Linked DNA regions of Homo sapiens: regions 1, 2 and 4 are each linked to region 3. Evidence: chromatin contacts called from ENCODE Hi-C or POLR2A ChIA-PET data. All regions are on one chromosome and are shown on one strand. The core of a region is the stretch at or near the end of the contact, and the rest is flanking DNA. Distances in the headings are between cores, read along the strand shown.

Region 1 (2,700 bases), core at 70-2,569, 1.2 Mb before region 3:
CCAGGTTATGGCCCCCACCATTCCCCTGCTGGGTGGGCCCCCGACCATTATCCCGCAGCGAACCAGCCCCTCCCCTCCCCGAGCCTTCTTTTCTCCAACTTTAGTCAGATGTCCCATCTCAGCGGCCAGCACAAACCCACGTTCGTATGCAGGACCCAGAAAGTATTTCCCGTGCCCTGTCCGGGCCCCCATCCTCTCGCCCAGGTGGCATCCTCATCTCTGCACCCAGTCGGAATCAAAGGCAGAGAGTAGGGGGAGGGGTGGCACCGATCACTTCGTACTTACCGGTGCCGTCGCCCGCCGCCCCGCCGTCCCCCGAGCTGTTGGCGGCGGCGGGGGCCGCGGGCCCTAAGCAGGCACTACAGGCCGAGTGCAAACAGGGCAGCAGGCGGGGCTCCCTCTCGGGTCGCAGGCGCTCTCTGCACACGCCGCAGTGCTCCAGCAGCTCCAGCGCCTCGGCGCCGCCCCCCGCGGGCGACGACGCCGCGGCTGAGGCAGAGGCCGAGGCTGCGGCCGAAGGGGCGGTGGAGCGCTTTTCGCCGCCAGCGGAGCCCTCGCCCGGGCCCGGGCTGCCAGAGGCGGCCGAGGCCGCTGCTGCCGAGGCTGCCGCCGCGGAGGCCGCCATTCACACGCCGCCGGGGGCGCCCAGGGGGGGAGGAGGGGCGCGGGGCCCGCCGCGCAGGCGCAGACGCGCTCGCCGCCAACTGCTGGGCCGCTGCCGCCGCCGCCGCCGCGAGGCCGAGCGCCGCCACGCGCCTCCTGGGCCGCTGCCCGCCGCGCGCGGGACGCTGCTACGGCACGGCCAACTGCTGCCTGCTCGCCTCCCGAAGGCGCCGCCCGCGCTTCTTCCTCAGCCGCCGCCGAAACCCGCACCACGCGCCACAAGCACAAGCACAACCGCTCGCCCGCGCGCCCGCTCGCAGAAAGAGCCGAGGCCGGGGGGCGGGACAGAAATAACTGGCGCCGACGCCGCCGCGCACGCGCATTGGGCGCCTCACGCCCGGGGGCGGGGCCCAGGCCGGTCGGTGCGGGAGAGGCCGCCAGTACGCACGCGCCAACTCCTAGTCCTTCCACCACCGCCAACCCCACGTCGGTGGGGCTCTTGTGGGGGCGGGGCGGGGCCTCTGTGACGTCACTGCCGCAATTGAATCCGCCAGTGGGGTATGCGAACCTTTATAGAGTGTGATTCCCCTCTCAGCTCCACCTCCAGACCACACAGAAGCGGGCCGCTGTGCGCCCAAGCGCATGGGCAATCCGTCCCTCTTCCTCAACCCGCGTCTCTTCGCCGCCGTAGAGTCGTCTCCAGCCTCTGCGTCACTAAGAGTTCGGGATAGGGGGCAGGGCCGATGGAGAAGTAGGCGGGGCCAAGACCGAGTGAAGGGCTGTGTCCAGGGAGAGGGGAGGAGAGTCTCCATCCCAAGAGGGAGGAAGCTCCTGTGTGAGCTCGGGTGCTGACTTTTGGATTTTAACCACGCTATAGTTAAACTTGAGAAACACAGAAACTTGACTGAATCAAATGTAGATCACAGCCGGGCGCCGTGGCTCATACCTGTAATCCCACCACTTTCTTAGGCGAGTCGGGAAGCTCCGTTTAGCCCAGGAGGCCGAGGCAGCAGTGAGGCGGGATTGTGCCACTGCACGCCAGCCTAGACCACAGATGGAGAAAAATGTGGCCGGGCGCGGCGGCTCACGCCTGTAATTCCAGCACTTTGGGAGGTCGAGGCGGTTGGATCTTAAGTCAGGAGTTCGAGAGCAGCCTGGCCAACGTGGTGAAACCCCGTCTCTACTAAAAGTACAAAAAGTAGCCGGGCGTGGTGGCAGGCGCCTGTAATCCCAGCTACTCGGGAGGCTGAGGCAGGAGAATCGCTTGAACCCGGGAGGCGGAGGTTGCAGTGAGCCGAGATCGTGCCATTGCACTACAGCCTGGGAGAAAAGAGTGAAACTCCATCTCAAAAGAGGAGAGAAAGGTTTTTGTGTTTGTTTTGAGACGGAGTTTTGCTCTGTTGCCCAGGCTGGAGTGCAGTGGCACGATCTCGGCTCGCTGCAACCTCCGCCTCCCGGGTTCAAGCGATTCTTCTGCCTCAGCCTCCCGAGTAGCTGGGATTACAGGGGCCTGCCATCACGCCTGGCTAATTTTTGTATTTTTAATAGAGACGGGGTTTCACCACGTTGGCCAGGCTGGTCTCGAACTCCCGACGTCAGATGATAGACCCACTTTGGCCTCCCAAAGTGCTGGAATTACAGGTGTGAGCCACCACGCCGGGCCCCCCAACCCCCCATCAAGAAAAAAAATATATATATATATATACACATATATATAAATCACAAGAGGCTAAAGAGCAATGAGTCTGTGAAATCCCACCCAGCCCCCCAAGGCATCCCCTCCCCATGTTTTCGTCAGCAGCTACCCTGACTTTGATGCTTTTCCAGATGGGGAAACTGAACCTCAACAGTGGGGAATCCCAAGGAGGGAAGGAAGCAGGTCCATGTGGGGAGAATCCTGTCTGAGGTGGAAAGTAGGGTTTGTGTGGGGAAAATCCTGTCTGAGGGAAAGAGGGTGTGTGTGCGGAGGGGAACCCTGTCTGAGGAGGGAAGCAGGGTCTGTGTGGGGAGAATCCTGTCTGAGGAGGGAAGCAGCGTCTGTGTGGGGAGAATCCTGTCTGAGGAGGGAAGCAGGGTGTGTGTGGGGAGAATCCTGTC
Region 2 (2,700 bases), core at 122-2,621, 1.2 Mb before region 3:
CGCGGTGGCTCACACCTGTAATTCCAGCAATTTGGGAGGCCGAGGTGGGCGGATCACCAGAGGTCTGGAGGTCAAGACCAGTCTGGCCAACATGGTAAAACCCCATCTCTACTAAAAATACAAAAATCAGCCGGGTGTGGTGGAGCAGCCTGCAGTCCCAGCTACTCGGGAGGCTGAGGCAGGAGAATCGCTTGAACCTGGGAGACGGAGGTTGCAGTGAGCCGAGATCGTGCCACTGCACTCCAGTCTGGCAACAGCGAGACTCCGTCAAAAAAAAAAAAAAAAAAAAGAAAGAAAGAAAAAGAAAAACACTGAAATAAAAGCACAAAGTTGGATACAAAACTGCTTAGTGAGCTACAAAGCGATACACTGGACAGAAAGCATTTGCAACCTATCAACCTGTACAGGGTAGCATATAACTGGACAGCATCTGGACTCCTAAGTTTTCCTAACAGTTTTACCTCGGATTCTCCCTGTCTCTCTTCGTGCTGTCATCTTTCTCTAGGTCTTCGAAAACTGTCAATCCATCTTACTGTATCTCTAATTTCTGTCCCTTTTCTCCCTTCTTGTTTCTGTCCCTCTCCCTTCTTGTCTACCTCTTGAGTCTGGATATCTGCATTTCTTGTCTCTGTGAACCCATTCTGCGTTTCCTTCTTTGTGTCTCTTTCATCTGCATCCCTTTCTGATCTGCCTCTCTCTTGCTAACTGTTCTGACACCTGTTTGCCCGGCCCTGACCCTCTGATCCACTCAGCCCTCTTATAACTTGGACCCGTGTCTCTATGTTTGTTCACTTATTTTCACTGTCTCTCCTCGCGTCGAGTCTCCGGTCCTCCCAGTCTGTGAGTCTGTCTCTCTGTCTCTCTCTCTCTTCCTCCCGCCGGTCCTTCGTCTCTCTTTGCCCTTGAGTCTCTGGTCTCTCTCCGTCTCTCCTCGCTGTTTCTATCGATCGGCATCTCTCTGCCCCAGTACCCTTCCCCACCTCTTCATCCCACATGCCCCATTGCATTTTCAACGCCCGCCGCGTCTCCGGGTTACCCAGGCGATGTCGAGTCGTGTCCCCAGGTTACCATGGAGACGTTCAGGGCCCGCCCCTCGCCCATGATCACAGAGGAACGTCATCGCGCCGCGCGCGCACGTACACACGAAGGGCCTGCTGACTACATCTGCCGGAAAGCATCGGGCCAAGCCTTTCTCCATTTTGCGGTCTAGGAAGTAGCAGAGGCCCCTTCCTGTAGGGAGTTGCCATGGAGACGCGGTGGGGCACCGACGGAGTTCTAATGACGGCCGTGATTGGTGCAGGATCCTGCTAATCTCAGGAAGGCCCGTAGAGAAGTGAGGAAAACGTGGTGGGGGGCATGCGCGATCTGGTAGGCGGTGCTGCCGTCTGTTGTACCTGAGAGGCTTGCGCATGCCGACGCACGGATTCGAGGCGGGGAGCATGGGAAGAAGCGGCCAGGAGTATGACCTGATCATTGCGACCACCGCTAGGGGAAGGGAGGAGAGGGTGTAGAAACGGGGACGAGGGTGGGGGAAGGGCAAGGAGGCGCTCGAGCTGGTGCGCGGAGCATCCTGGGAGACGTAGTCCAGCGGGAGGGGGAAGTCGAAGACTGCGCGTGCTCAGGAGCGCGGAGCGGCCCGCTGAGCGCAGAGGTGAGGGCGGGGTCCTCTTAACCGGGAGGGCTATCGTGTGGACGGGGGCGGTGGCTGCAGACTCGGGGATTCCGGCTCCCCAGTGAGACCGGAAGCGCGGGGAACGAATCCGGGCAGTCCTTGCGGGAGCGCCCAGGGCTAGAGCGAGAGGCTTGTCAATCACTACTCGTTGCCACGACGACAGGCTTTGGGAGCCCCGCCCCCGGTTGCCTAGGCGTCGTCTGGACCTACCTTGGCACCCTGGAGCGGAAGTTGCCGCCTGGACTTCTGGGAAGTGTATTTCGGGACCCTCCGTAGGTACCTGCCATCTTGGCTATGACCCAAGTCTCTCCCAGGGTTTCAGGTTGACTTGGCACCTTGAAGAGTGGAGGCTTGGCCCCCAGGATGAGGCGGCCCTCGAAATCGATGCCACCCACGGGGGAATGATTCTGCGGTGCCATCCCCTTCATAAACGCAGATTCCTTCCTAAAGCCGCAGCTGCAGAAGGAACAGCGCGAGGAGGGAGGTCAGCCCCACTTGCAAATGGGGAAACAAGTTCTCGAAGGCACAGTGATCTGAAGATGGGCGGAATCAGAGTCTCGGGACTTCCTTGCAGGCTCCTGTTCCGGCAGTCTTGGAGCCTTTGCCGCCCCCCCACCCATTGCGAAGCTCCCCCATCCCCTTCCAACCCCAGCTAAATCAGGAAGCTGAGATGGGGCATTGCGTAGTGTGATGTTGGGCTTAGAAGATGGGGCTGAGTAGGGAGAGAGGGTGCTGCCTGGGAGCTGAGCCATACAAGTGACTGCACAGGTTGACATGGAGGATTAGGTGGAGTGAGGCTTCCAAGCAGGGAGGGGAATGATGGTGGGGCCCAAATGAGGAGCCACATCGAAGTAGATGAGAGAATAGAAGGTGAAGTAAGGGCTGGCGTTGGGTAGGGGGAGACGCCAGCAGTGATGCTGATGCCCAGGCTGTAGGTGTATAGGTGCCATCCACCTGGTAAAGAGAGAGCTGTAGCGCAGGAATGAGGTTGCACATGTAGAAGAAGGGAAGGATACAGGGGAGAGAAG
Region 3 (2,902 bases), core at 389-2,888:
ATACCTGCTGCCAACTTCTCTATCTCAGTTGATGGCATTTTCATAATTTTACCAGCTACAGCAAAAACAAACCAACCTTAGGGTCATCCACGACTCTCCTCTCTTTCACCTTTCGCATCAAAAAATCCAATCACCCTACTTTAAAAAACAGAAAATTTACCAACTTCTCTCACCTCCACAGCCACACCTCTAGACCAGACACCATCAACACTACTGCAGTAGCTGCTCCCTCATGCTCACAGTCTGTTCTCAACCTGAAAGCCAGAGAGAGCATGTTAAAATCTGAGTCAGATCATCTCCCTCCTCTGCTCCAAATCTCCCACGACTTTTACCACACTCAAGACACCTCGGCCAGCCATTCCTGCCTAACTCCTTCCTCTGATACCTGTTTCCAACAAAGGTAATTAAGACCTGAGATTCCCTGAGCGCTCCAAACTCAATCCTACAAGCATTTGAGCGTACCTGTTCCTAGGTCTGATATACTTTTGCAGTACTCATCCCATTGGTCGCCAGGTGGGGACTTCTCCACATAACTCCATACAACTCATGGCCTGGATTCAGGACACTAAACTAGAAATGACCTCCATTCACTGCCCCCTGTCTCAAGTGAAGACAGTCATGTGAAGAATCCCAGGATATCATCACTATGTCTCATCAGAGAATCTGGTCAGCCTTCCTTATAAAATACATACAAAACCCAAAACCCATACATTCTCTAACCTCTGCTGCCACCACTCTGGCCCAGACCATCAACGCTCACCTGGACTATTTCAGTAGACTTCATCTTGATCTCCCCGTCTACCCTATAATCCCTAGTCTACCCACTCTGCAGCCAGAGGGAGCCTTTTAAGAACTGCGTCAGAGGACCTCCCTTCTCTGTACCAAACCTTGCATGACTCCCAGCACCCTCAGAAGAGAGGACCAGCTCCTCGGGCGGCCATTCCAGGCCTACCTCTGACCCCCTAGTCCCTGTTCTCACCAGGCACAGAGAGTTCCCGGAACTCCCCAAACTCATTCTCCTCTCCATGCATGCATTTGTACGAACTGCCCCTGCGCCTTCGAGTCCGTTCCACACCTTATGCCACTGATGAGGGGAGCGGAACCCCTCCACATAATGCGACGGAGTGAGCACCCTGAAGTGCGCGATGAGAGCGAACATCCCAGGACACACCAACCAGGCCGGGGTGCGCTTGAGGGATGCCCCCACTCACCTGAACCCGGTCCATCAGCACCGCCGCTGCCATGAGAAGCGGATGAACAGTCTGTGCCCTGTGGGCTCAGCCGAAACCCCACGCCTCCACCGCGCTGGACGCCCTCGGGCTGAGTGTAGCACTCCAAGTCTCAATCTACCCGGTGTAAAAACGCTCACAAGACTAAGGCGGCTGCTTCTGGGGGAGACAAGGACAAGAGGACGTGTGTGGAGGCCTCGGTAAGAGCCCAGCCCCGGCAGACACCTCCGCGAGAGGCCGCCCGTCCCACGACAGGGGTCATGGATTGTAACAAAAGCGCGAAGGAAGGTCCTGCAGTCTTCACTGTCTTTCTTTGCTAGGTTCCACGAGAGCCGCGTAGAAAGCCGACCCGATCTCTAGAACTCAGCCTTCACAACCAGAATGCACGGACCGGGCATAGGAAAAATACGTCACGACGGCGACGCCAGAAGTCTCGCCCCTGCAGCCCAGAGCAGCAGGAAACGCCCAGTTTCTGGGCTGTCATTGGCTGCACGCCGGCTAACAATGAGCTGGGCACAGATTTCTGGGTAACGTAGTTTGTACCCTGCATCCAACCAGGCAACGAGCGCCTTTCGGGTTCTCCCGGATGTCTGCCAAGAGGCGTCGTGCAGGGAGGGGGAGAAAAGACTGGGAAAACGATATCTCGGAGGCCACAGCTGCTTTTAAAGGGTATGCACCCTGATTTCCATGGCCACCTGGGACAATGCCACGCCACTGAAGTCGCCAGCAAGGGACCCATTCTTCAATCCTGCTTCTGAGGCCCTGGGAAACCTGCTTCACCTCTCTCAGATTTGGGGATTGAAACGTATTAATAAATTGAACGTTGTCTGTATTTCGTTTGTGGGCCTTTTTGTAAAACATTGAATGTCCTTCTAATTTTTCTAACATATAAAGAAAAGAGATGTAATTAGCTACCTTTCTGCTGGCTGTACAGGAAGCATGGTGCCCGTATCTGCTTCTGGTGAGGCCACAGGGAACTTTTATTCATGGCGAAAAGTGAAGGAGGAACTTACATGTAACATGACGAAAACATGAGCCTCTTCTAATTCATTGCTTCCCAATTTGATATGTAGTTTTACAGCATCAGCTTCACTATGAACTTAAAAAACCTGTGAATTCTTGGACCCAACCTATACCTTCTGATAAACTCTGGGGATGGGACCCTAGCTGAAGTTCAAGAACTGGAGGTCTTTTAAAGTCATTAGCCAAAAACAAAACAAAACAAAAACAAACAAAAAAAAATCAGTAAGATGAAAAACACTACAACCAACCTCATTAGGAATATGGGAAGTGAGGTAAAAAGTACTTAACACCAGGCCTGGCACATCGTGCTAAATACATACAAGCTGTTATCAGTCTTCCTCAACACAAGGTTCTCACATACACTGCTTTAGGAAGATAAATCAAAGATCCACCTTTTCAGGATCAGTGTGATTTTGAAAAAAAAAGAAAAAAGTACAATTATTCCCTCACTCATCAAATAGCATCATAGATAATAGTTATAATTTTTTTTTGAGACAGAGTTTCACTCTTGTTGCCCAGGCTTAAGTGCAATGGCACGATCTCAGCTCACTGCAACCTCTCCCTCCCAGGTTCAAGCGATTCTCCTGCCTCGGCCTCCCGAGTAGCTGGGATTACAAGCATCCGCCACCATGCCCGGCTAATTTTGTATT
Region 4 (2,911 bases), core at 132-2,631, 1.0 Mb before region 3:
TGTAATCCTAGCACTTTGGGAGGCCAAGGTGGGAGGATCACTTGAGCCCAGAAGTTCAAGACCAGCCTGGGCCATATAGCGAGACCCCGTCTCTAGCTATTCATTTATTTTAGCTTACAGCATCTGGTCTATGTTGTTTTTTGAGACGGAGTCTTGCTCTGTCACCCAGGCTGGAGTGTGCAGTGGCACGACCTCAGCTCACTGTAACTTCTGCCTCCCCGGTTCAAGCGATTCTCCTGCCTCAGCCTCCCGAGTAGCTGGGATTATAGGCACACGCCAACAAGCCTAATTTTTGTATTTTCAGTAGAGACGGGGTTTCACCATGTTGGTCAGGCTGGTCTCGAACTCCTGACCTCGTGATCTGCCCGCCTCGGCCTCCCAAAGTTCTGGGATTACAGGCGTGAGCCACCGCGCCCGGTTTATTTATTTATTTTAGCCAACAGCACTCGGTGTTCCCAGACGGTCTCCCAAGTACTAACCAGGCCCGACCCTGCTTAGCTTCTGAGATCCCGACTCAATTTTTTTTTTTTTTTTTTGAGACGGAGTCTCGTTCTGTCGCCCCAGGCTGGAGTGCAGTGTCGCGATCTCGGCTCACTGCAAGCTCCGCCTCCCAGGTTCAAGCGATTCTCCTGCCTCAGCCTCCCGAGTAGCTGGGACTACAGGCGCCCGCCACCACGCCCGGCTAATTTTTTGTATTTTTAGTAGAGACGGGGTTTCTCCGTGTTAGCCAGGATGGTCTCGATCTCCTGACCTCGTGATCCGCCCGCCTCGACCTCCCAAAGTGCTGGGATTACAGGCGTGAGTCACCGCGCCCGGCCCCCGACTCTATTTTAAAAACCGCGTGGATTCCAGCTTGGTGGGTGTTCCACAGCGCGTGGGTGTGAGACGCAGCTCAGTGGCGTCAACTCAGCAAGGTTCCAGGGTGGTAAAGACGGCCTGGGGCCGGAGGAGGACCGCCAGGGAGAAGCTACGTTGGCCCGACTTGCGTCCGCGACCCGGGCAGCCCCAGGCGCCTGTGTAGCTGTTGGGTGTGTGCCGCAGAGGCTGGCCGGGTGCAGGAAGGGGCGGAGCGCATCCATGGCAACGCAGGACGCCCGAGTAGCTTGGCTGTGGCGCCGTCCCCATGGGAACCAGAAGGCGCGCGCCCGCAGCCGCGGCATAGTTACGCAGGCGCAGTGGGGAGAAACGCGACGCCTTGGGCCGCTCTGCCGAATGCAACCGCGCCCCCAGGAGACCCGGTGCCCGCCCTCCTACCATTCCACGCGGCTCGAGCCCGCGTGCGGGCCTCTTTCAGGCCGCTCCTAGTGGACGCAGAGGCGGGCCGAGGACGGTGAGTGACGCCGACGGACACCCTCGGCCAGGCACAGATCCGCCCTCCGGCTCCAACCACTCCCGCCGCGCGGGGCAGGACGGGCCTCGGCCCTGAGCTGGGCCCTCTGGGACCACCGAGAGATAGGCCTCCGCGCCGTCCAGAGCGGCCCGGAAGTGGCCCTGCACGGGCCAGAGGCGACCGTGGTCGGGACGGAAATGGCTCCCGTTTGCTGTTCTCTCGGTGAACGCGAGCCTTATGGCGATCAGTTCTGTGGCATCGTTCCTCCTGCTCGTTTATTCTTTCACTCATTCACTCATGCCCTGCCGCGCCATCATTTCTTCCCACATTCATTTATTCGTTCATCAGTCCCCAGCCCCGGGTAGTTTCGGAGCTCACCAGGCTGGGCTCGCCTCCCAGCCTCCGGAGCTGCCCGCACAGGCCTCGCGCCACCTGGCCGCAGCTTCCTCCCCTTTATCCACTCCGTATTTGTTTGTCCAGCCTAGGCCTTGGGGGTTGTGGGGGAGACACAAGTACCCGTGACTGGTCGGACAAGTGCCCGTTGTTGGGGGCGTGGGCGCTGGGACTGACGCGGGAGGTGGCTCTGATCATGTCGAGGTGAGGAGGAGGCGTTGAGGCTCAGAAAGGGCACGCAGCGTGGACGTGAGGACGTCGGGGAGGCTGGAGCAGTGAGGCCGACAGGAAGGACCTTACGGGGCTCACATGCTATCCCACGACGAGGACGGACTCAGGACGGCAGCCCTGATAGATGCGGCTGGGGGCTGGCGGGTCGGGGTCGCACACCACAGGATGGAGGGGCAGCGGTGCCTGGCTCCGCCTTAAGAAACATGGGCCCTTGGGGGACCCGGATTTCTGATACTTCAATACACAAATATGGATTTTTATTGAAATCAGATGTCGTTTTTTTAAAATTTAACTTTTGATTTGAGGTAATTATAAATTCACATGCAGTAACAAGTAATGCATACCCTATGTACGCTTTACCCAATTCCCCTAAAGGTGGCATCTTGAAAAACTAGAGGCCAGGTGCGGTGGCTCATGTCTGTAATCCCAGCACTTTGGGAGGCCAAGGCGGGTGGATCCCTTGAGCTCAGGAGTTAAAGACCAGCCTGAGCAACATGGTGAAACCCCATCTGTACTGAAAACACAAAAATTAGGCGGGTGTGGAGGCTGGTGCCTGTAATCCCAGCTACTCGGGAGTCTCAGGCAGGAGAATCGCTTGTACCCAGGAGGCGGAGGTCGCGGTGAGCCCACATCACGCCACTGCACTCCAACCTGGGCAACAGAGCGAGACTCTGTCTCAAAAAAAGAGAAGAGAAAGAAAAACTAGAGTACAATATCACAACTGAGATGCAGAATATTTCCATCACGAAGGATCCCCGTGTTGCCCTTACAGAGCCGCATACCCTTCCCTCCTACCTCTGCTCCCCGTTAACCTCTTTTTGTCAACTAGTAATCTGTTCTCATTTCTACCATTTTGTCATTTTACGAATGTTGCATAGGCTGGGCGAGGTGTCTCGCGCCTGTAATACTAGCACTTTGGGAGGCCGAGGCGGGTGGACCATCTGAGGTCAAGAGTTC

Evidence for each region. A loop is a pair of places that touch in the nucleus more often than their neighbours do. ChIA-PET counts read pairs that join two places held with the same protein, here RNA polymerase II (POLR2A). Pooled maps may share reads with other maps.
Region 1: a pooled map shows a loop between it and region 3 (4-fold over the local background). The contact joins the promoter of TRIM28 here to the promoter of ZNF304 in region 3. A Hi-C loop is called at or near these places in 4 of 50 pooled maps.
Region 2: a loop to region 3 is called in a pooled map, with 7 times the contacts of the local background. The contact joins the promoter of MZF1 here to the promoter of ZNF304 in region 3. A Hi-C loop is called at or near these places in 8 of 50 pooled maps.
Region 4: a loop to region 3 is called in a pooled map, with 5 times the contacts of the local background. The contact joins the promoter of ZNF497-AS1 here to the promoter of ZNF304 in region 3. A Hi-C loop is called at or near these places in 1 of 168 maps with a recorded cell type or tissue (naive thymus-derived CD4-positive, alpha-beta T cell), 1 of 37 single-sample maps with no recorded cell type and 10 of 50 pooled maps. POLR2A ChIA-PET finds 5 or more read pairs at or near these places in 1 of 52 experiments (MCF 10A).

The regions. Positions count from the first base shown.
Region 1 is chr19:58,542,683-58,545,382 of GRCh38, reverse strand. TRIM28 (tripartite motif containing 28) reads right to left here and starts at 1,319. Exons shown (of 17, transcript NM_005762.3): 1 at 286-1,319. The coding sequence starts at 625. It also overlaps the pseudogene RN7SL525P. RefSeq lists silencers at 299-588, 609-768, 849-1,058 and enhancers at 1,179-1,488, 1,640-2,144.
Region 2 is chr19:58,572,006-58,574,705 of GRCh38, reverse strand. It overlaps MZF1 (myeloid zinc finger 1), which reads left to right and starts at 1,371. Exons shown (of 6, transcript NM_198055.2): 1 at 1,371-1,651. MZF1-AS1 (MZF1 antisense RNA 1) reads right to left here. Exons shown (of 6, transcript NR_027334.2): 5 at 1,883-2,128; 6 at 1-1,789. RefSeq lists enhancers at 997-1,426, 1,487-1,576, 945-1,804, 1,805-2,666.
Region 3 is chr19:57,350,007-57,352,908 of GRCh38, reverse strand. ZNF304 (zinc finger protein 304) reads right to left here and starts at 1,638. Exons shown (of 3, transcript NM_020657.4): 1 at 1,212-1,638. The coding sequence starts at 1,244. RefSeq lists enhancers at 1,336-1,405, 744-1,602, 1,556-1,645, 1,603-2,462.
Region 4 is chr19:58,361,096-58,364,006 of GRCh38, reverse strand. ZNF497-AS1 (ZNF497 antisense RNA 1) reads right to left here and starts at 1,381. Exons shown (of 3, transcript NR_136527.1): 1 at 1,255-1,381. ZNF497 (zinc finger protein 497) reads left to right here and starts at 1,256. Exons shown (of 3, transcript NM_198458.3): 1 at 1,256-1,330. It also overlaps the pseudogene RNA5SP473. RefSeq lists enhancers at 1,562-1,691, 1,421-1,969.